Regions from separate parts of the Mus musculus genome. Here region 2 is linked to region 1. A link is a loop called in an ENCODE intact Hi-C map of the cell type or tissue named here. Cell type or tissue: left cerebral cortex. All regions are shown on one strand. Each heading gives the region's core, and the rest is flanking DNA. Links, peaks and the distances in the headings are about the cores only. Region 1 overlaps Abcb1b (ATP-binding cassette, sub-family B (MDR/TAP), member 1B). Region 2 overlaps Rundc3b (RUN domain containing 3B).

What was found. Hi-C counts contacts between places; a loop is a spot of excess contacts. Peaks named below come from ENCODE experiments on the same cell type or tissue, not always from the same donor. Only the 100,000 strongest peaks of a DNase experiment are listed, where the experiment ranks them.
Region 2: it touches region 1 in a loop (2.0-fold over the local background); 19 of 42 quality-filtered maps call a loop at or near these places.

The regions. Positions count from the first base shown.
Region 1 is chr5:8,848,651-8,860,321 of GRCm38, reverse strand. Abcb1b (ATP-binding cassette, sub-family B (MDR/TAP), member 1B) reads right to left here. Exons shown (of 28, transcript NM_011075.2): 23 at 10,670-10,810; 24 at 8,709-8,865; 25 at 6,696-6,893. Among named protein-coding and RNA genes, the nearest start is that of Abcb4, 39 kb to the left of the region's middle. In left cerebral cortex, for the core only: no CTCF peak of the experiment used is centred there; no DNase peak of the experiment used is centred there.
Region 2 is chr5:8,484,827-8,496,497 of GRCm38, reverse strand. It overlaps Rundc3b (RUN domain containing 3B), which reads left to right. Exons shown (of 11, transcript NM_001347311.1): 10 at 1,593-1,714; 11 at 3,909-6,162. The coding sequence ends at 4,054. Among named protein-coding and RNA genes, the nearest start is that of Slc25a40, 68 kb to the right of the region's middle. In left cerebral cortex, for the core only: a CTCF peak has its summit at 6,629 (motif pointing left); a DNase peak (open chromatin) is centred at 6,613.

The sequences.
Region 1 (11,671 bases), core at 3,940-6,439:
AATGAGGGAGGTGTTGATGGCTTCTAAAGAAGACTCCAGTATCCCAGCTTTGGAGAGTCAAACAATGGTCCTAAGTGTGAAATGGTTCATCTATGTTCTCTGGGCTTCTGGTATAGCACTGGCCAAAACTAGGAATGCCACAGGAATCCATTTCTACTTGTGAGCCTGGCAGTTACATGGATAGAAGGCATACCATGACCTTGCTAGTACCAAGCTCTGTTACCATGGGAACCACTGTGTGCATCTACTCTCCTAGCTTTCTAAACATTTTAATAAGTCAAAGTGCAAAATAAAGGATGGGGAGAGGCAGGGAATATCATGTGACAGGCACAAGCCTACTAGCCCAACGCTACGGCAGCGGAGGCAGACCACTGTAAGATCAAGTCATTCTGAGCTACATGCCAAGTTCTAGACCACTGTGAACTATGTAGCAAAGTTCTATCTCAAAACAAGCACACAAGCAAGGTATCCATTTTGGAGCATAGCTATATGATCTTGTTAGAATGAGGAAGGATCACAACTTAGAAGTGGAAATTAGAAGAAATAATCCTTAAAGAAGCTTATTCTATGTTTATATCCCTGGAAGCAAAATACGTTATCGCATAGAATCACAGGCAAGTCTGAATGGTTCCTATAAGTTTTAAGAAGTTTGTACATTTCACCAAATACAATAAAACTCTTGGCCCTAATTATGACTGTAAAACACACAGGTTTGTAAACTATTTAAACCCATATTGGCCAAAGAATCCTTCTTCTAAGAAACACATGTTTGGAAACCCAGAATGTAAAATGCTTTCAGGTACAGCTCCCGTGGTAGAGGCACACCAGCGGTCTGATGGGAGACCCAGAAATTCTGCAGAACTCATGAAAATTGCTCACAAGATCCAAGCCCAAGGGAAGGCCTATCTAGGAAAGTAAAACTTGGTAAGGAATAATGCAAGGCTAATGAAGATAATTAGCTCTTTCTACGATAGCCTGCTACATTTACTGCTCCCTAGTACAGTAATTAAGTGCAGCATATGTATTATTTGCATATGTATGTACTCTGAAATAAAGAAAAAATGTCAAGGACTGAAAAGATTTTAATTTCTGAGATAAGCACAATGCACACACTCTCTTCTTTCTCTTCACAACATCTCGTAGGGTCACTAAGACCTAAAGGGGACAAAAGACCCTGACTGTGGTGTCTGGGACAGACTAGAGGTGGAAAAATGCAGGCCAGGAGCAGACTTAAAAAGCTAGGCTGCTAGGGCTTTCAAGTATATGTATGTCCTGGCACCTGAACAGCGTTCTGGGAGGGAGGGAGGGAGGGAGGGAGGGAGGGAGGGAGGGAGGCCAGGCTGCAGTCAGGAAGCTCTCCCTCTTAAGTCAGTTGCTGAGAAAGGAAGACTCTGCAATCTAAGACTTGGGTATCTAGATTTTGTTATTATTATTGTTGTTGTTGTTGCTTTTAAAATATTCCCTTTTTTATTAGAATGTATTAATCTATAAAACTACTGTCCCTCTTTCTTTTGTCCATCTTCTACTTTGACGTTATTTTTAATATTATATCTAACGTCTACATACAAGAGAAAATCCAATTTATATAACGTAACACTTTGCTCTCCACAGGGCGCTCCTACAGGTGTGCCATTAGGGATGTTTAGCTGGGACGAGATGTAACTGAGCAACCAAAGTTGAGGGCAGGTGAAGAGGTGTGGAGCTAAAGGCACGCTTCTCCAGGCGGGAGATAAGTAACTCCCAGCAACTGTGCCAAAAAGGCAAGTTGAAATTGAACAACTGTGTGTGTCTGTGTTTTTCATCCAATATTCTCTGGGCAGAGGCTGGTAGCACGGTCTGTTCCTGGTGCTTAGGTGGGGTAGCTAAAGCTATATGATACAGGCGGTATCCCTTACTAGCTTTCTAGGACATTGCAATTGTAATATACATTAAAGTTTGAAAGCCACCACTTAGGTCAAGGTCCCAAGCAGCACGGTACAAAGCTTATTGTCAGCCATAAGAGTTTCCTGATTCCAAGGCTTTCATTTCTTAAGACCATCATAGAAGTAGGGGGAGGGAGGACGTGGTAGGGTGTTTCTGGGAGGGAGGGGAACTGGGAAAGGGGATAACATTTGAAATGTAAATAAAGAAAATACCCAATAAAATGCAAAGAAAATTATCTAACAATAAATTACAAGAACTCCCCCTTGCCCCCCACAAAAAGACCAAATGATGCTCAAGTGGACAATCATTTTCCACGGCAGTAAGAAATACCTTTGAGATACCTATTACCACTAACAGAGTCACTAAGGGTCACTGTGGGGAATTGCAGGCTGGTCTCCAGTCTAGCTGAGGTCTGGACCCCGATGGTCATAATTCACCTACATGACACGGTAGGCGTTCCCTCATGCTCCTGGAACTCTGGTCCCTGCCTAAGTTACCACCTTCCACAGGCCTCACAAGGGAAGCATGGTCAGTAGTCACTTAAGCAATGGCCCAAGCTTCTAACCTTTAGGCTAAACTCCTCCCCAGTTACCTAGCAACAGTAAAGACCATAAAAAGGGCTGTTCAGCCCCCACCTCACTCTCTTTCTCTTATGCTCTCACTTCTTACTCCTCACTCTCGCCCCCTCTCTCTCCTCTCTGTCTTCTCTCCTCTCTCCTTTCTCTTTGTCTTCTCCTATCCTCTCCTCTCTTTCTCTCTTTTTCTCTTTCTCTCTAGCTTTCTCTCTAGCGTTCTCTCTCTCCCTCTCTCTCTCTCCCCCTTCTCTTTCCCCCTGCATTTCTATAATAAAGCTCTTAAATCATAGAGTCTCTGCTCCATCAAGATCCGCTGTGCAAACTCGCCAGTGTTGGGAACCTCTCCTCTCATCCCTCTCTCCTATAACCCCGGGGTGACAGGGTGTTGCCTTGGGGTCCCAGTTGGGGGCTGCCCCTTGTCCACCCCCTGTTGCATGGGTCAGAGGCTTGCATGCCCACCTGAGCATCTGCCTGTGTCTGCCTGCCCAGAGTACAGGAACTCTGGCCGGACATTGGGCCCCTTTTCCCTTCCCTTTCTTCGCCAGGGCCTCCCCTACCTACCCCCCGCCCCCCACCCTTTGTAGTTCCCAACAGGTCACTAGCTGATACTTAGAAACAAAATTTAACACATTAATTTACTGGGAATGCTTCTGAAAGGAGGCTGGCTGCTATGAACCATGTCCTGACATTTTAAAGCTCTAGTACAATTCACAGAAGAAGACAACAGGTATTTCTGGAATGAACAAGAATACGTTAGCTTCAGTGCATTTGTGTCTACCTTTACATACTAAGAACCAAAAGGTTGGAGAGGTGGCTCAGTGGTTAAGAGCACTCACTGCTCTTCAGAAGGTCCTGAATTCAATTCTCACTCCTCACTCTCATGGCAGCTCACACCTGTCTGAGGCCATCTTCTGGAGTGCAGATGTACATGTTAAAGTACCCATATACATAAAATACATAAATAAGTCTGGAAACAAACAAACAAACAAGCAAACAGGCTCAAAACTCCTTCCTTGACTCCCTGTTTTTGGGAGACACACTTGATTCCATCTGTGAATGTTACTGGGTAAAATTGAGAGGTAGATACCAATTCTCATTTAGCAGGAGTAGGCTGGTGGTGTGGTGGAAGATGGCAGTTCCTCCAACAGCTGGAACAAGCTTGCTCTTGTACACTAGGAACAGCTATAATGCTGACAGAAGTCCCTGTAACTTCTGGGTCATAGACCGCAGCAGCAGTGCTGAGATCAGAATCCAATCTCTTATTCCAATTCATTGCTCTTATTCATTTAGCTCAGCAAAGAGTGAGCACCTAACTCCTTTTATTAAATCTTTCTGTTTCCTGTACTGAGCTGAAATGATTTTTGTCCATGTTGTAGATTATGCTCTCCTGCTATTGTTGTTTTTACAGAACCATCACTGTTCCTTATGTAATGGTTTTGCCGTTGTTTAGTAAAGTTACAGTAAAGAATGGGGTCTATGGTGCCTGAGGACATGTCACTGTTTCCTCCTGGAAGGAATCACCCAGCCAAGAGACCACCCCTGAGGAAGCTGAGTTCATGTTAAGCCATGCTAAAAAGATGGGAGGAATAAGTATCTGTGAATGATAATGTATATTTTTCCTTCCTTTCCTTTCTCTCTGACTTTGGTGCAGTTGCTTCAGGGCTACCTTTTGACTCAGAAATGTCTAACGTGTACTCTTTCTTCATTTATAATTGTTTTTTTTTTCAAATACTGTCTAGTATGTCCAGAGCCTAAGTATGTTTTAGCTCTCCACCTATCTTGTGGCTTCTTGTCTGCCATGGGCTGACTTCTATGCTGGGTTAACTCAAGTGGCATGGCTTTTTCCTCTTTCTCTTCTCCAACTTCCTTCTCGGAGAAGCTGCAAATTTAAGCTTGCTTACCTTGGGACAATGCCCTGCCCCACTAGGAAGTTATTGTGACTATAATAAGATGCTATGAGATTTTAAAATCTTTCTTAAAATATAACAACATAGTTTGGGAAAGTATTAATTCTGCTAGGTTCCACTTTAACTGGCCTGCTTGCTACCCTGTGCTACCAAGCAGAACCCACATTACCTCTTGCAATAAGTATCAGCTATATGGCTCTTCACTATGCAAATCATACACAGCCATTGAGAGCTAGCTCCAGGTCTCCCTTCTCTAATCAAATTTGCACAAGCATATTTTTCCATCGTCCCAGTTAAAGTCACCATATGCTATTTCTTTTAATTGCACAGTTTACATGTGGCTTAATAAAAGCTTATTGAGGACATTACTCAAAATTCTGGCGGCTGACACTATCTCCTCTAATTGCTTTGAATGTAGCAAAGACCTTTTAGAAGAGTGGTTCTCAACTTTCCTAATGCTGCAACCCTTTAATACAGTTCCTCATGCTGTGGTGACCCCAATCATAAAATTACTTCATTGCTACTTCATAACTGTAATATTGCTGCTATTATGAATGATATAAGTCATAAAATAAATCTAAATATGATGTTCAACCCCACAGGTTGAGAACTGCTCTTTTAATAAGGTAAAAAGGTGTAAAGCATTTATAACTTAAAAAAAAAAACTGAGTACACTGGTTGGTTTTGTGTCAACTTGACACAAACTAGAGTCATCAGAGAGAAGAAGCCTCAACTAAGGAAATGTGTCATGAGATCCAGCTATAAGGCATTCTCTCAGTGACCAATGGAGGAGGGCCCAGGCCACGGTGGGCGGTGCTATCCCTGGGGTTCTATAAGAAATCAAACTGAGCAAGCCGTGGGAAGCAAGACAGTAAGCAGTACCCCTCCATGGCCTGTTCATGAGCTCTCGCTTCCAGGATCCTGTGCTGTTTACTGTCCTGTCCTGACTTCCTTCAGTGGTGAACAGTGCTATGCATGTGTAAGCTGAATAAACCTTTTCCTCCCCAACTTGGTCTTTTTTTTTTTTTTTCGGTCATGGTGTTTCATTGCAGCAATAAAAACCCTAACTAAGACACTGAGTAAAATATGATTGTTTTTGAATAGTTATTGTGTAGCAATTCTAAAAGCCATGGGATCAGATTGAAAAGTCTCCACTCATCTTCATCATTGATGGCAGCCAGGATCCCTTAGAGCTGATGGGAATCGAATGTTTGGGTCATTGTCTTATTGCTGTGTGGCTATGTGGCTCTGTGCATACAGAGTAACACTTTTCTGCTCTAAGCTGCATCTTTGCACTCTTTTTGCTGTATACCACTACATTTATTTAAACTCATAGCCAAAGCATGCTTCAGTTTCCCCCTTTTAAAAATATTGATTTTATTGGAGCTGGAGAGTGTAGGCACATGCCTTTAATCCCAGCACTTGGGAGGAAAAGACAGATGTATATCTGTGAGTTGAAGGCCAGTGTGGTCTACAGAGCTAGTTCCTGGACAGCCAAGGCTACACAAAGGAACCCTATTGCAAAAACAAAAAAAACAAAAAAAAAAAGATTTTTTTTTTTTTTTAGTTAATTTGTTTTTATGTAAGCACGTATCTCAGTGTATATATGTGCACCATGAGCACACAGAAGGATAACACAGGTCATAAGTTGGAGTCAGATTCCCCTGGAAGTGGAGGTCTAAGGCACCAAGTGGTTGCTGAGAACTGAACCAAGGTCCTCTGCAAGGCAGTGAGTACTTCTGACTGCCGAGTCCTCTGCACAGACCTCCAGATTCCTTCTTTTGAACATGTTACCTCAAATGTCCCCTATTCTGCTGCTACTCCTACCTCTTCCACTGTCAACTGCTTCACAGTTCACACTCCCTGAATCTCCATGTTTCCTCCCAAGCTTCCTTCAGACGTGCAGAGCTGTTTACTAAGAGGAAATGTTGCAAACGGTCCATTGATTTGCTCCCTCAGGTCACCATGTCTTCTCAGTTCTCACCTCCTCCAAATCCATGCCACCCATCCTCATTGTCATCTTTTCCTCCTCAAAACATAGTAATCGGCTGTAATCTCCTTGTCACTCCTAGACCCACTTTCTATTTCTCAAGCTACTCTAACTTTTTATGCCTTTCTCATGCAAGGGAGCCAGGTGGTAAGTAGGCTTCTGTGAAGGAAAACAGAGGTGCACTGTTGATGGAGAAGGTATCTGGGGCAGACAGGGCAGCTTAGACACCAAACATGGCTTATAATCAAGAGTTAATAATATCCAGGCCTTAAGATGATCTGAATATAAAAACGTGCTCACCACTGATCCAGCCATGGGGTCGTAGAAGCGCTCGAGCAGCTGGACCACTGTGCTCTTCCCACAGCCACTGCTGCCCACCAGGGCCAACGTCTGGCCCTTCTTCACCTCGAGGCTCAGCCCCTGAAGCACTGGGATGTTGGGTCGGGTGGGATAGTTAAACTGGACTCCATTAAATTTTACATTTCCTTCTAACAGAGTCTAAAAAGAGAATAGTGATAGTTACTTTGATAATGGCAATATTGGAAACATGGAGTAGAACTGAGCCTAGCTACCTCCAGCTGTCAGGTGAGTCAGATCAAAAGGACACACCTTTTCCTGGCTGCCAGGGCAATTCTTAAGCACTGTTAAATACTATTAAGTGCTATTAGCTCTGTGCTGAGTACTCACTAAGTCTTTACTGTACTCATCCTTTGCATGAATGACTAAAAGAGTTCAAAAAATGGGCTGTGATAGATCATCCTCTTAATATCTGGCTTCCTTGAGCAGAATGCTGTCTGCTAAGCAGCCCTTTTGACAGCTGCTTGATGCTCTCATGCCAAATGTCTGAAGAAAATGGTATTTGCAACTACAGCCACTTTTGGCAAAAGCACACTTCAATGGGGGAGAGCATTACTTCTATTGTGACTGTTATAATAGCTTGCTGTGGAAGTCACAAGGACCTCCAGCAAGCATTATCATCCAGAACGCAGGGGATCACTGCTGATGGCATGCTCCCTGTTGATGGGCTCACAGCGGACCAGCAGAAGGCCCGTAATTAGTGTCAATATAGTCTTGATACATTTGTCTTAATATATAAGCCTTTGCTTGCTACTTTTCCTCTCTCTCATCAATACAGTGGACTAAGCTGACCACGAAAAGAAGAGACAACAGCAGCAATAGTAGAGCAATGTCTGGCATGCCAGGGAAGGGTAACTGAAGAGAGTTCCAGTCAGTGACATGCATGGGAACTGGAGGTAGAGATAATAAAGATTGCAAAGAGCTATAGATGAGAAACTCTAGTCTCCAGTTGTTGGAAGAACTGCAAAGCTTTAAAGACCAAAGTTCTGACACCCTAGACTCAAGACCTATAATACTAACTGCTCTGGGAGCTAAGGGCCCTAATACTGGAGCCAGTGATGCCAGCTGCTGCTCAATGCTGTTGGTCAGTGAGAACAATAATGGTTTCTAATTATCAGGGCAGTTGGTCATTAAAGCTTCAAGCAATAAACCTTTAACATAACACGTAAAAGCCATAGTCTCTGGCTTCTAAATTCTGGAGTAGGCTTCCTAGTTCTCAAGGCGCAGAGCCTGCTAGTTCAGTCCCCTGTGACTCAGGCACAAAAGGGCTTAGGACTCCTAACCATGAAAGAGTTCTAACGACCACGCTCATGGATTCTATCCATGAAGAGCAAAAAGATCTCAGCCAGGTGGTTAGTAACAAATGTAGTGAAATTCTACTATGAGCTCTGAAATGAAGCTAACCTTCATTTCACAAAGCTAGAACTTAATAGACTCTAAAAGAATCAGTGCCTTGGCCGACAATATGCTTCAGTGGGTAGGGACCCTGCTACTGAGCAGTACAACTTGACTTCAGTTCCCAGGATCCACGTGGTGGAGCAGAGAACCAAGTCCTAAAATTGTCCTCTGGCCTCCACCTGTGCACTGCGGTGAGGGAACATTTACACACACATAAATAACTAGATAAAAATGAAATTTTAAAAATTCTTAAGAAAAAGAGAGAGTCCACTTGTTTACGTGGTGGCCTTAGTACCATCTAATGCATAACACAAATGCAATAATTTGGAGCTTTTCCTCCAGAATTTGCCTACGAAGATGATAGTATTCTTATTGCGCTGTAACTGTCATGTAAAAGTACTAGGTTTTAATATACATTGGTACTTGCTGAAACAAACCCAAGGCCTAGAAATTCATATCACAATCAAAATAAGCAAAAGCACAATTCTGTTTACTTTCTTCTTGGACTACTTTTATCCATGGGGCTAGCAGGTCATGTAAGTGAATAAACAAACTCACAGGCTTCAAGCCCTCTGTGCTGTAGCTGTCAATCTCAGGGGTTTTCTCAATGATCCTGATGATATGAGATGCTGATACTTTGGCTTTCGCATAGTCAGGAGCAAATGAACTAGTATTCCCAGCTGCCATGGCACCAAAGACAACAGCAGAAAATACCCTGAAAAACAAGAGAAGCAAGCATGCGCAGACAGTCTCGGCTACCGTGGAAGCAAGCGGTCAGGTCTATACCCAAGTGGCTGGGTGACCACTGATCTGAATAGAGAAAAATCATGCAGAGAACTATGAAGACACCAACCACCATGGTGGCCCCTCTCTGAGCCAGCCTAGACTTGATAGCTCTCACCAGCCACACTGCTCCACTGGTAAGGCTTCGGGTACAGCAGAAGATGAAGGGCAACAACTAGGAGCTGGCCTGATTCACCCAATGTCTAGTTCTCTACAGAAAGAGAATGGCGTTTCCTGCAGTCCTTGGCAACTTTCTGTTCTCTGCTTTACTGTCGTTAGGAACCCTTTAGAAAGAAGCTACGGGGCTTCCCTGAGAACTCCTCTTTCCCAGGGGTGGATTAGAATCACTGGACCAATGGCTGTGGGTTTCAGACAAAGCAATGGAAGGATTCCCTTACATGCTCCCCTCACAGACCAGACAACACTCCACTCCAGACTCCCAGATGCCATGCCTGAGGTTTCTCATTTTTGTCCCTTGCAACATAGATGTGACAAACTGCTCACATTCTTTGTCAAAATGCTGTAAGTGTTCTGTTCTCTTTATGTGTTCAAGAGTTTGTTCGATTTTAAATGAAATACTGTTCCTGAAATGCATAGCAGTGTGGCTGGATACAAAATAGCCAGTTCTTTCATCTCTCTCTGACTTTTGCAAACACTTCTGTTTAAAAGATGAAGTGTGTTTCCAACCCTTCGAATGTAGGTTTGCTTTGTGACTTATTTCTATTGGCAAGGTGCAGCAGAGTTGCTGTCGTCAGCTAGGTGTCTAAGAGTCTTGTATGCTTAGTAGGTTTCTTCATTTTCATTTCTATGTTCTCTCTCTCTCCCGTCCCCCTCACCTCCTTCCCTCCCTCCTTCTACTACAAGATAAAGCATGCGCAGAGGACACCCCTCACACACTAGCCACCTACCCTGTCCTGTAACACTAACTCAGATCAGTACAACTGACTTATGCACAAAATAAATGTTTTTAATTCTGTGTCACTGAGGCCTCATGGCTGGTTGTGGGAACATATTCTCACAAAGCCTATGAAGTATGTGACGAGCGTCTCCCTACTTAGCATGCCATGCAGCTATTAAGATACATTTGCATTTGTGACGTGGCCTTCACAGCATAGATTGGAAAGGACCTTAGAGATACCAAGTATAGTTGTCATGTTTATGCCTGGACCTTCTCCTAAATTGGCTTGTAGCTCTGCTTTAGTGGGTGCCATGTTTCATTAACTCTATTGCTAAACTATTTCTAAAACAGGGGAAATCTTTGTCTTCCTTTCCCATCATGCCCCAGAACACCATTCAAAGGCCCTTGCTTTTCTCCACATACATCACATTGTGTCAGAGTAACCACTCAAACCAGCATAATGCTGAAGAATATTCCAGAACACTAGGAACCCACCACTTCCTTTTCTTGGGCCTACACACACACACACACACACACACACACACACATATGCTAAAGGAATATACTGCAATTTTTAAAATTACAACTAAAAAAACCACATGATGGTTTTCTCTCCTTATGTAACATTTAAATGTGTGGGACTTTTTTTTTTTTTTTTTTTTTTTTTTTAGAAAGTGGCCACTTTTCATAAGTTTCCTTTGGCGGTTCCTAATTAAATAGATTTTTACATCTAAGATTTTTAAATCTATGAATGGTGTGTCAGCAAATTTCATTGCTTCAAAGACTTGGAATAAATCAATATATCAAATATTTATCTATTTAGAAAATCAATACTTACAACATAACATTTTCAAAAGTCATGAGTTGTTGTGCCACCAAGTAGGCACCGAACCGGAAACAAGCAGCATAAGAAAAATACATCATGGCCTGGGTGAAGGAGAACGTGATCCCAAACACGTGTGCTTTCTTCATCGCATTTCTGGAAAGAAGACAGTGCAGATTCAGTCCATCGCTCAGTCATTCAAGCAGCTTGCTGTGGCTTGTCAGTGAGGCACGCAGGCGTGACAGATACCGTGCACTCCAGTTCTAAGGAACTCAGCTGGATCCCCTTTGGATTAGCTGTGTGAATTTGGGAAACTGCCTCGTCTCTGAGACTCAGTGCTGTCTTCATCTTTAATGTAGGATTACATCTCAGTGGGTTGATGGAAGAGAACTGGCCTGGAACCCTGAGAAGAGCCTGTTTTACATTCCCTTTTCCACACTGTGGGACACACAACACTGGTGATCTGTAGAGTAGGACACCTCCCAACACATCTACCCAGCACACTCAAGCTGTGGGTGACAGGGCAGCGGGCATGTCCTTGATGTGAGGACCTAGGGGAGCTGCATGTGATCAGTGCAGTGGAGGGAGTTCCTGAGGACTGTGCTGTGGGAAGAAAGAAGCACTTGCCTGTCTGGAGCCAGGGAAGGCTCTACAAAGGATTAGCATTCCAGGAATTTCTGAACCACAAGGGTCTTGGGTGTGGAGGTGTAGGCAGAGACAGGGTGGGGACAGGGACAGACTTTTGACCTTCCTACTCCTGTTTAAACACATCACCTTTGTTCATGTCTTTGCCACTTAGAAACTTTTCCCAGAAAGGGGGGCCTGCCATGATTGTGACAAAGGAGCTTGGAGACACTTCATTAAGGTCCAGTTCTTCCCTTGTGTCAGAATGTGGGTTTTTGCCTTCTGAAAATTATGGCTCTCTCTTCACATTTAAAAAGGCACTTTATTTCTATATTACAAAAACACAATTGAGAGACTTTAAACTTCTTTTTAGAAAGGTTTTGGAGGTTTACA
Region 2 (11,671 bases), core at 5,501-8,000, 370 kb after region 1:
TAGCATGTACCAAGTGCATTTAATTATTGTATAGCATGTAGCTCATTAAGTATGTGCTTTATCAAAATTGAACTGATTTAAAATAAAGGGTTTTTATATACAAACGTTTGAGACGTTATAAATTGAGAGTACTGTTTGAATTGTTAGTAAAGTCATTCTGCCATCTCATTTTGCATTTCAGAGACACACAAAATGGATTCCTGATAAATGTATTCTATCACTATGGAAGCCTATAAAATTTTATCTTAATAATATTGATGGGAAATAAATACCAACTAATTTAAAATAGTTACTATTTTAGTAAACTTATTTAACTCCGCTTTTTGTTGGTATGGTTTAGTTATTATTAATATAATTTTCAAATTGTTATTATTAAAATACAATCTACTTTTTAGTAAAGAAATATTTTTCCATTTCCTCCTCATTTTAGTTAGGAGTCCAGGCTAGCACAAGACAATATCTGGGCATAAGTATTCAAAACTTTTTCCATGAGACAGGATGTCACTGTGTAGCTCTAGGTGGACCTGCTATATAAAACAAGCTGGCCTTGAACTCACATAAATCCACTGGCTTCTGCCTCCCAAGTGCTGAGACTAAAGGCAATGCACACTAAGCCCAGCGTTTTGCAGCATTTTTAATGTATGTCCCTTTGCAGATCTGAGACCAGGTCTACCCATGTTATACATATGCAGACAACCATGAAGGAGATCATTTGCTTCATGTGTGCTTTCTTGTAAATGTTATTATAAAATACGTATCTGTGGATTTATGTAGGATCTGAATATCTAATGAAAGACATTCAGCTTGGAAAAACCTACTTTCCTATGTCCACTGACACTTTTATTAGTAAATGATGATCAATTCCAATTTTCCATGAAGTGCAAAGGACACCAAACCTGAATATATCTTTTTGTTAGCCTTATCCTGAAAACCGAATTTGAGGAAAGATTAATAGTAAGCATTTGTTAACCTTTTACTTCTAACTGAAATATCCTCTGATATAATTAATCTAAGCAATTAGCATAATACAAAAGGTCTTAAAACAGGGAAGGGGATTAATTATCTTGATGGTATATTAATATAATAAATATTTATTAGTCTAAAATTTAAAACTTTTACATTATAGTGATTTATAATAATTGTTTTTGTTGAATATCAGCTGTCAGTGAGTATATCAAGGTGCTAAGGAATCCTGAAGTACTAGAAATGATAGGTCATTATTAAATTATACCATTTGTTTCTTTATTGGTAATATTCCTTAGGTTTTTCTGTTCCTACTTTAAAACTATAATAACCTAATTAGAAGTTCCTATTTTAGTTGTCTGAATAATAAATAATTAATTTGATAATGTTGATTTGCTTGAAAAATAATTATTCTTTTCTGTTTTTCAATGAACAAACTAGATAAGCTTCCAAAATAGGTAAGGAGAAAAGTATAATGGAAATCACACATAAACCATAATAAACGCAAATTTAGGGAAGGCATGAGAAAATTAGTCACAATTTTAATGCATTGTAAACCATTGATGTTTATCAAAAGATATTCTCTTTTGTGAGAAGAAATTACAATAATTTTTTATCCTTATTTTCAGTAAAAGTTACCAAAGCCTTGACCAGTTATCAGCAGAAGTTAGCCTTTCTCAGGCCTCATTGGATCCCAGCCACTCACAAGAAGGAGATGGAAAGCAAGACTCATTGAATTTCATTGGTGAAGGTAGTGTGCTGGCTGATTTTACATCCACTTGACACAAGCTAAAGTCATTTGAGAATAGGGAACTGCAGTAAGAAAAGGCCTCTGTAAGTTTGGGCAGTAGGCAAGCCTAGGGACATTTTCTCAATTAGTGATTGATGAAGAGGGCCCAGCCCATTGTGGGTGGTAACATCCTGAGCTAGTGGTCTTAGGTTCTATAAGAAAAAGTCATGGGGAGCAAGCCAGTAAACAGCACCCCTCCATGGCCTCTGCATTAGCTCCTGCCTCCAGGTTCCTGCCCTGTTTTGAGTTACTACCTGGACTTCCTTCAATGATGAACTCTGATGTGGAAATGTAGGCTGAATAAACCCTTTCCTCCCCAACTTGCTTCTTTTCATGGTGTTTCATCACAGCAATAGGAACCCTAAGACAGTAAGGAAATGACATTGGTATTTGTGAGCAGTTTAACATATCTGGGCTTTAAGAACAAAGTATTATTTTGCCCACCCTGGCTTTAAACATGTAACCCTTTTAACTCTGCCTCTAGAGTCTGGGATTATAGACATGTCCACATATGTACATACATGCACATATTCAAATAGATAAACATTAAGAATAATTAAGTTGTGTTCATGACATGTCACACACGTTTTAATGCATTCTGGTTTCCTTCAGCCTCTCATTTCCCTCCCATACCTGCAAGCCCCTCTTCTTCCTCACAAATCTTTTCCTCATATTCATTAGTCTTGTTTGTTTTGTGTCCCACAGAGTTTAACTAAGGTGGTCTGTCTGTGTTCCCCAGGGGCTATACAACTGGATGCTATCCCCTCTCACTCTCTTCCCAGCAGGACGTGAGCACTGGGAGCTCCTTCCTCACTATGACTGTTAGGGAGCCCCAGTGTTGTGTGGGCCCAGTGCACGTAGGCACAGTCGCTCAGACCGTGTTTGTGCTTAGAAGTTGGCATTTCACAGGCCTTTGGTTCTTACATGTTTTGTGCTCCCCCTTCTGAAAATATTACAAAAGTGGTGGTACAAATGTCTTAGTCAGGGCCGAGCCCTTCTTTTTATTCTCAGCATCTTTTGTTGTTACAGATCTCTGCATTACCTCCAGTCACCATAAGGGAGGGTTTCTTTCATTGAGCCTGAGAGTAGCATTTGTCTAGTCTCTCCAGAGTAGATACATATGGTAGAAAATTTTAATTATCTGATTATTTTATTATTTATTTCTAAGTATGCCATTCTTTTGGACTATATTATAAACCAATTTATTTTCCCTATTTCTCTTTTTAAGGTTTCTAAATAGTTTCTTTTAGATTTTAAGCATACACTTTTTTTAATTGCCTTTTTCTCTTGTCTACCTGTAAAAAAGAATAAAGGTTTAGTTGCTCATAGTAGTCTTAGAATCTTTTATTTTATTTTTTTTAAGATGGGGTTTCATATAGCTGAGGTTGCTGAAAACTTACCGTATCACTCAGGCAAGTCACGAGTGTACAATTCTAGAACTCCTTCCTGTCCTCTCTTCATTGGAGATGTTCAGTGGAAAGTGGGAATTGCCTTTCCACACACACTGTGGCACACACGCCAGAAATAAAACTATGAAACAGAGCTATAATTAAAAGCACAGATCCCAGTGCTCAGGAGACACAAAATCAATGGTCAGCTAGTGAGTAATGTCTGATGAGGGTAAGTTTGTTTCTATCGCACTTCTTAATGAAAGTCCAGGATTCTCATTCTCCCTGCTTTGGCCACAGTTACTCTTATTTAGTTGAGTATTCTTTTCTCTTTGCTGGGTGACAAAATGTGAATATATTCTCAAAAACAGGGGGTAGAGGCGTGGTGGCACAAGCTTGTAATCCCTGAGTTTGGGAGGTAGAGGTACAGTGATCTCTGAATGTGAGGCCAGCCTGGTCAAACATAGTGAGCTCCAGGACACCCAGGGTGTCAAAAAAAGACAATAAATAAGTCAGTAAATAAAAGGTAAACTACATTTTTACTCCAAAATGCGTTATCTCAAACTACCATACCAAGATGTTTTACGAGAAACATAAAAACACTAATATTCTTAGAGGAGGTATTAGAAGCTGCTGCCGGGTAAAATAGGTTTAGCGGCATCGATACATTGTCACTACTCCAGAAGCTCTGGGAGTTTCTCCTGGGTTTTGGTCTTGCAGTGATTCATGAAACTGTTACTCTTGTGTGCTTGTGTCTTAATGTCCAGGTAAAGAAGATACCCCCTCACTTCTTGGCCTCTGTGGGTCCCTGACATCAGTGGCAAGTTACAAGTCCCTAACAAGCCTAAAATCCAACGACTGCCTTGCAAGCCCCACCACGGAGCTAACCAGCCCAGGCCTGACTCCATCCTGAAAGACTACGTAAAAACCCAAAGTTTCTGCATTGTAAATATCCTGTTTACATAAGTTTGGCTGCTGGGAGATTTTGAAATTTTATATTCTGGTACATGCGTAACATTTTGTTGTTTGGAGATTTTAGTCCAGCCCATGTAAATTTCTGAGGGAAAAGCATAGTAGTCCCCTATTTTTCTTTTTAAAATATTACATTTGTCACTGAGGATGTTTAAAGTTGATTAGGCTTTAAAAATCTTTCAAAGAGTGTCTGAATTCATTATAAATTGTACATAGTTGTTATTCAGCTGAATTTTTATATTTGTTTAAATGCGTCTTGGTGTCCAGAGACCAGGTCCAGGTTTTACTCCAGAGACTTAAGCTTAGCAGTTTCTTTCGCTCCTTTATTTGGTGGTTAAATTTGCACAAAAGGCAACTAATTCCATGAAGTACTTCCTGCACTCTGATGTCTGTGTACCATGCTGTAAGGGGAAGTCTCCAGCCACAACTACACAGTGGCTCGTTAAGCTTTCCTTTTACCAGTTGGTACCAACTTTTAGCATTTCATAAAGTTTGTAGAATTGTGCCTTTTTAGGCGGTTGCTGACTTAATTTGTCAGGTATGGAGGAAAAGCATCTTTTCCCAGGTATGCCTAAGACATTGGAAACATTTCAAACTTCAGAACTAATGTTGGCAAGGGGTTACTAACCTCAGAAGTTTCCAGTTTAATGAATGACTTGATAATGATTTTTAAAGAGCTGCAGAGTAACCAGGATGTCTGACTGTGGATATACATTGGAGCTACAATGCTATTTTCCCTGTGTGCAACAATGACTTACATACTGGGTGTTTCATAGCCATTACCACTATGCCATGATTTCTCATTTTTCAAATTGATCTTAGTGTTTAAAAAAAAACAAAACTATACTTCTGTAGGAAAACAGGTTTTTTAAAAAGAGCTGTGTTTCAATTTTTTTTTTTACAATTTTTAAAACAGCTACATGTGTCCCTAAAAATTCCACCCTATTGAAAATAAACACGTATGAAGTGTGTATTCTATAGTGAGTCCTAGGAGGAAAACAAGTGTGCCAAAGACATTTCCTATACTGTTTCATGAAGGGGCCACAGTGCTCACTCTTGTCTGTTGATTTTTATATTTAAACTTAGCAGCTGTGACAAGTAGGAAGTGCATCCCTCCTAAAGCTTCCTGGGGAGTGCTGAACTCACAGGTTCACTCCTTCTATCCAAAGTGTAGGGGTGGGAGGTTCTGGGAAGTGCTTGGAGCGCAGTCTCATGGTGTGGAATCAATCAATAGTAACATGACCAGTGTCACATGTGAGGCAGTGCAGACACTAATCTCTGGGGCAAAGGAGGCCTGCAAGCTCATGACAGACATTGCATCGGGTGACTCAGAACAAACTGAGCAATTTCTTCCTGAGGCTGATGCATTAAAACAGAGCACCTCCATCTTCTCTGATCTGTGTGCACCATATTAAGTGTACAGTGGCCAAAGCCACGTTTAAGTAGTGTCAGGAATAGCAAATAAAGACAGCAGGCCTGCAGCAGGCTGCATGAGGACTTAGATGGTCATGAGAACATTGGGAATTTAGGCTGGCCGTGGGCGCACCTCTACTTTCCTAAGAAAGTCAAAGTGTTTACTGCTTTATCACCACGGCCTGCTCTCACCTGTCATTTATGATTTTTCAGATATAAAACCTTGGTAAGATCTTTTCATACATTTTTATAAAGTAGAAGGGAATACAAGATTCCCCAGTTGGTACACTTTTTCAGATCTGTCCGATAGAAGCACTAGTTTGTGACATATCCCTGCTGCGAACTGCGGACTGAGACATGACACCTGAGGATCATGGCTTTCCCTCCATTATTGGAGCTCTTGATATAAAGTTCATCTGCTACTGTGGAACCCAAGTTTCTGCAGTTGGTTTCGAGCTACAGGCAGTTTGTAACGCTTGCATGAGTGAACAGTGTCTCAGTCTTTAATTTTCAGTGGTACTGTTTATTTTTCAGAACTCCACAAAGAATGCTGGCTATGTCTATCTTTCCATCTGTATTTTGTTGCCTCGATGTACTATATTTGTTGCATGTATATTAAAGATTTTTTTAACCATACAGTACTGGTCTTTTTCCTTGACAAATATAGTTACCTGGTTCAAGTGTTTACTGAACTTCCATTTCAGCACATAGAATAAATATTGAGGACTAATTAAATCCAACACACTAATGGATATGATTGGAGAAAACCCTTCTGTTGAGATTGAATATTATACATACTTTTAAAATATTCCTTATATAGCACATGACATTTTGAGAGTTACTGACTACATATAGGACAATGGTCCCAAGTAACTGAGAGAAGTTGAAAAATTCCTATCCCTTAGTGACATCACAACTCTCTAATATAAAACTGACAGAAATTCTGATATATTCTGAATTTCTTATAATTCAAGAACCAAAGAGTAGAGGGAAAGATAAAGTCCAGTCAACTCGTAGTTTACAGGCAAAACCCGGACACGGTTATAGTCATGGCCTGGAAATATGTTAACATGTTGCCATCATGTGGCCATATGATGTAATTAAAATTTGTAGTAAAGAATATAAGGCACTGAGTATAAAACAGATGTCTCCTATATTCCTTTATTCATTTTTTTGAACCTCTCCAGGAGCACCAGGACTGATGTATAACGGACTTGGGGATTCTTTCCAAAGAGTCCTTCTCATCACAGTATGTATCAGTCTACATATCTATATACATGATATGTAGCGAACAGTGTATTTCCTGGCTTCCCCCACTGTGTGTTGTAACATAGATACAGGCACGGCAGAGAGTAGCTGATTTTTTTTTTTTTTATTAAACTCAGCCTAAACTGTGTATAAGCCCTTTTCCTGTTAACAAGGCAGTGGCCCTCAGAGTCTGGTGACATGTTTCAGCAATCTGGCAAAGTGTTCTATCTGCAGTAAGAATTGCAAATCAAATTATGTTTTCACATTCAATTTGCAAGTGTTTTCTGCAGATTTTTTTGATTTATGTTCATTAAGGAGACTGGACTATAGTTTCCTTTTTTATTATGTCTTCATGCAGTTTTGGTATCAGGTTGATTATGGTTTCATAAAATGAGTTTAGTAGTGCTCTTTGTTCTTTCTGACAAGATAAAGGCAACCAGAGACAATAAAACATTTAAATATATTAGATCTACCCCAAATGAAAAAATTCTTATTGTGGAAGCTGTATTCTGTAGCCATGAACCCCACAGTACACCCTTTTGTTCTTATTGTGGAAGCTATATTGTGTAGCTGAGTATCCCACAGTACACCCTTTTGTTCTTATTGTGGAAGCTGTATTGTGTAGCTGTGTACCCCACAGTACACCCTTTTGTTCTTATTGTGGAAGCTGTATTGTGTAGCTGTATACCCCACAGTACACCCTTTTGTTCTTATTGTGGAAGCTGTATTGTGTAGCTGTGTATCCCACAGTACACCCTTTTGTTCTTATTGTGGAAGCTGTATTGTGCAGCTGTGTATCCCACAGTACACCCTTTTGTCTCAGCAGCTTTACTTGCAAATGCTTTCTGCAGTGCATCTATTGGTCTGGTTCCAGAACTCTGGCTTCTGTTATACTATCAATACTGGAGCCTCCCTGGGACTCCTCTGGGATATCCTGTCACTGCCCTGTGTCATGGAGATCCTGTAGTTTTGGATTGCAGGACTGGCCCTTTCGCACTCTTCGACAGTTCATAGATGGGGTAGATGTTGGGGAGGGTCAATGTTAAAGTCCTGGATTTGGGCCTGGCTTGTAGCTGAGCTGGTCAGTACACCAGCTCCCCCATACTGAAACCACCATGGGAGAGCTCTCTGGCAGAACACTGACTAGCCCACCCAATGCTGCAGCCAGCAAGAGGCAGAGCCAGCTCTTCTACTCTCATGCCCTCGTGCCGATTCATCCCAACCCAGCAGGGCCAGCTCTGCTGTCCAGTTGAGGTGTGGGCTGCTCTCCCAAGTACTACACCCAGCAAGGGGCTGTGCCAACTCTCTTGTTCTCATGCTTTGGGACTGGCTTACATGTGACCCCTTGCAACCAAGGACAGCTCTACTGTGCTGACCAGGAGGGCCTGCTGAGTACTGCTCGGAGACAGCTCTCCTGCTCTCATGACCTTGGGGGCCAGCTCTCCCATCTTCCATAGGTGGTGAGGTGGGGGAGGGCATCTCTCCCTTGCCACAGCACCACACATTAGACAAGTGGCCAGGCCAGCTCTCCCACACTTACACCCCAGGACCAGCTCACTCACAACCCCCCAGCAACCAGGGCCAGCTTTGCTCTGCTCCCTGGGTGAGATGTGGGGCCCCTTCTCCTGAGTACTGCAGTTGGAGACTATGGACATCCGCCTGGCCTTTGGTGGGAATAGACCCCTGCTGTTGCAGGTCCATGAACTTAGACATGGCCCTGGCTGGCAGCATGGGCCAGGACCCCACCATAACCCCAGGTGGCATCACCAGCCACCCTCATCAGGCTGTTCTTCACACTCTCAGCAGTTCTACCTCCCTTCACTGTACAAACATCCCTCTCCCTCTCTGTCTCTCCACCACTACTTGCTCATCATCATAATGATGCCTGGGGCCTCTGTGTTTCTGGTGTCATCTCAGGAGTGTTATGTCCCACCCATTCACTGGACATGGATTGCCTAAGGCATGGACTACCCAGCCAGGCCTGCATGACACTGGCTGGGGGGTCTTCTCTGGTGTGGTCTGTCTGACTGGGTAGCATGGTACCTGACTGGCTCAACTTGCTTTTTATAGGTGTTCTGCATCTTGGTGTCCAGAGACAGGGTCCAGATTTTATTCCTGAGTCTTAGGCCTAGTGTTTTCTTTCACTGCGTTATTCAGTGCTTAAAGTTTCACAAAAGACAACTAACTAATGTCATTAAGTATTTTCTAAGTTCTGATGTCTTTGTAGTGTATTTGTACAAGACAAAGCTGAATTTGCCTGCTTTTTTTTTAATCCAGATGTTTTTATTACTGCATCAGCTCTATTAATTCTTATCTGTTTATCTCATTTGGATTAATTTTTGTAGGTCATATACATCTAAACATTCATCCATTTATTTTAGATCTTTCCAATTTAACAGAATATATTTTTAAGATCACTCCTAGTAATTCTTTTGAATTTCATTTGTATCTATCATAATGGCTCTCTTTTTCTCTAGTTTTATTATTCTGGGTCTGAAAATACTTTGGCAAATTTAGTCTTACTTAATTGATCAAATGACCTTGTAATTTTTATAATTTTTCATTTCTATTTCATCTATTTCTGCCCTGTTTTAATTATTTCTTTCAAACTGATTTTGAGTTTGGTCTTTCTGGTTTTTCCAGGTCCCTCAGGTTTGTCATTAAGATTTTGTTGTTGTGTTTTTATTTTCTTTTATTTCTGTAAATTGCTGATCTCTTTTTTTGATCTCTGCATTGACTGACCAATCTATCATTCAGTGGTGTTGTTCAGTCTCCCTGAGTTTGTGACTATTCTGTAGTTCCTCTTGCTATTAATCTGCAGTTCTAGTCAATTGTGGTCAGATAAAATACAGGAGCTTTTCCAGTTTCCCTCTATTTGTTAAGAGTGTGTACTCTGTCCTAATATATTATCTATTTTAGATAAAGTTGCGTGGGCTACTGAAAAAAATATGAACTCTTGAGTGTTCAAGTAGAATATTAAATAGATGTCTCTTAAATCTATGATATATGATCTCATTTAATTTATATGTTCTGTTTACCTTTTGCCTGCATGATCTATCAATTAATTAGAATGGGCTATCACAATCTCCCACCATTATGCTGCTGACTATACCATTGCTGGTGTCTTGTTTTATGACATCAGAGGCACCCACACTTGCTATGTAGATGTTTAGAATTGTAATGTCTTCTTGGTGGATTGTTCACTTAGTCATTACAAAGTGGCCTTCTTTATCTCTTCCAACTAGTTTTGGTTTCAAGTCTATTTTATCAGATATGAAAACTCCTTTATTCCTAGATCTATTTGCCTGGAATCCATTCTCTACTCTGTCCTCTAAAGTATTATCTGCTTTATCTGTCTTTTATGATCAAGTAAGGTTCATGAACACACACAAGGATGAGGCCTGTATTTTAATACACTAGTTTAGACTGTGTCTTTTCAGTGGGTGAATTGAGACCATTAATTTGTTTGTTTGTTTTAAGATAAGGTTTTTCTGTGTATCCCTGCCTATTCTGGAACTTGCTCTGTTGACCAAGCTGGTCTCGAACTCAGAGATCCACCTGCCTCTGCCTTTTAAGTGCTGGGATTAAAGGCGTGCGCCACCACTGCCCATCTGAGATCATTAATATAGAGTGATTGTTGAGTGATGCATATTTATGTCCTGTCATCTTGTTGATTTTGTAGAATTTGCTATATCTAGTCCCTGTAAGGTTCCAGTATTGATAGTATTCAGTATTGATACCTTACAGGGAGCCAGAGGGCTCAAACCAAACCAGTGACTCATTGCAATGAACCTTCGCACAAAGTGTGGACTAAAAGGTGACACACTGGGACTCACTATAGCTTCCATAAGATTTTTTTCTTCTTTTTGGAGGGAGGTTGCAAGGATGGGGTAGATATGAAGGGACAGAGATGAGTGAGATTGGAGTGCATGATGTAAAATTCACAAAGAATCAATTAAAGGTTTAAAACAAACAAAAAGAAAAAAAGCAGCTGAGCAAGCCATGAGGAACAGGTCAGTGAGCAGCATTCCTCTATGGCTTTTGCTTCAGTTCCTGCCTCCAGGTTCCTTCATCGAGTTCTTGCTCTGGCTTCCCTTCATGATGGACAATGATTGGTATATGTAAGTCATATAAATCCCTTTTCTCTGCAGTTTTCTTTTGGTCATGGTGTTTTATCACAGCAATAATAAGCAATCTAGAACAATTTTGGATCTGCAATATCCCAACTCACCACAACCAAAAAGTTCTAACCAGCCTTGTAGAATCTCTAATATAGGTGTGGCTTTTTTCTGGTGGCCATTACCATTTTTTATTACATGCATGCACATGAGTGAGTGTGTGTGTGTGTGTGTGTGTGTGTGTGTGTGTGTGCACTAGTCTTGCGCGCGCTGGACTCGACCAGCAAGAATGACGCTGCAACAGGATCCTTCTGCACACGTTTATTGGGAGAGCTTGATTGCAGAGGCGAAAAGACCCCGAGCCCAGAACTGGTACTGCTTATATAGGCCTAGGAGAGGCGTGTCTCACACCCGGATTGGTTAGGCACTACGCCTCATTTGCATGTTCCTCATCTGATTGGCTACTCTCTCTCTCTGTACCTCACAGAGCCTCATTATCATACCTCATTTGCATGTCTCACATCTGATTGGTTATACTCTCAAAGCCTCATTATCATGCCCGGGCCAGGCAGTGTCTTTGCAAAAAACTTTACTGCATATGTACACATTGGTTGTTTGTCCAAACTTATGCGTGGTGGCCAGCAGTAGTCAGTGCCACTCTGCAACGGCACATGTGGCTTCCCACACACTCGTGCTATACATGTCCACACATGTGAGGCATGTATGTGCAGGTGCATGGACACATGATTACATATGCATCTGAATGTAACTACATTGGG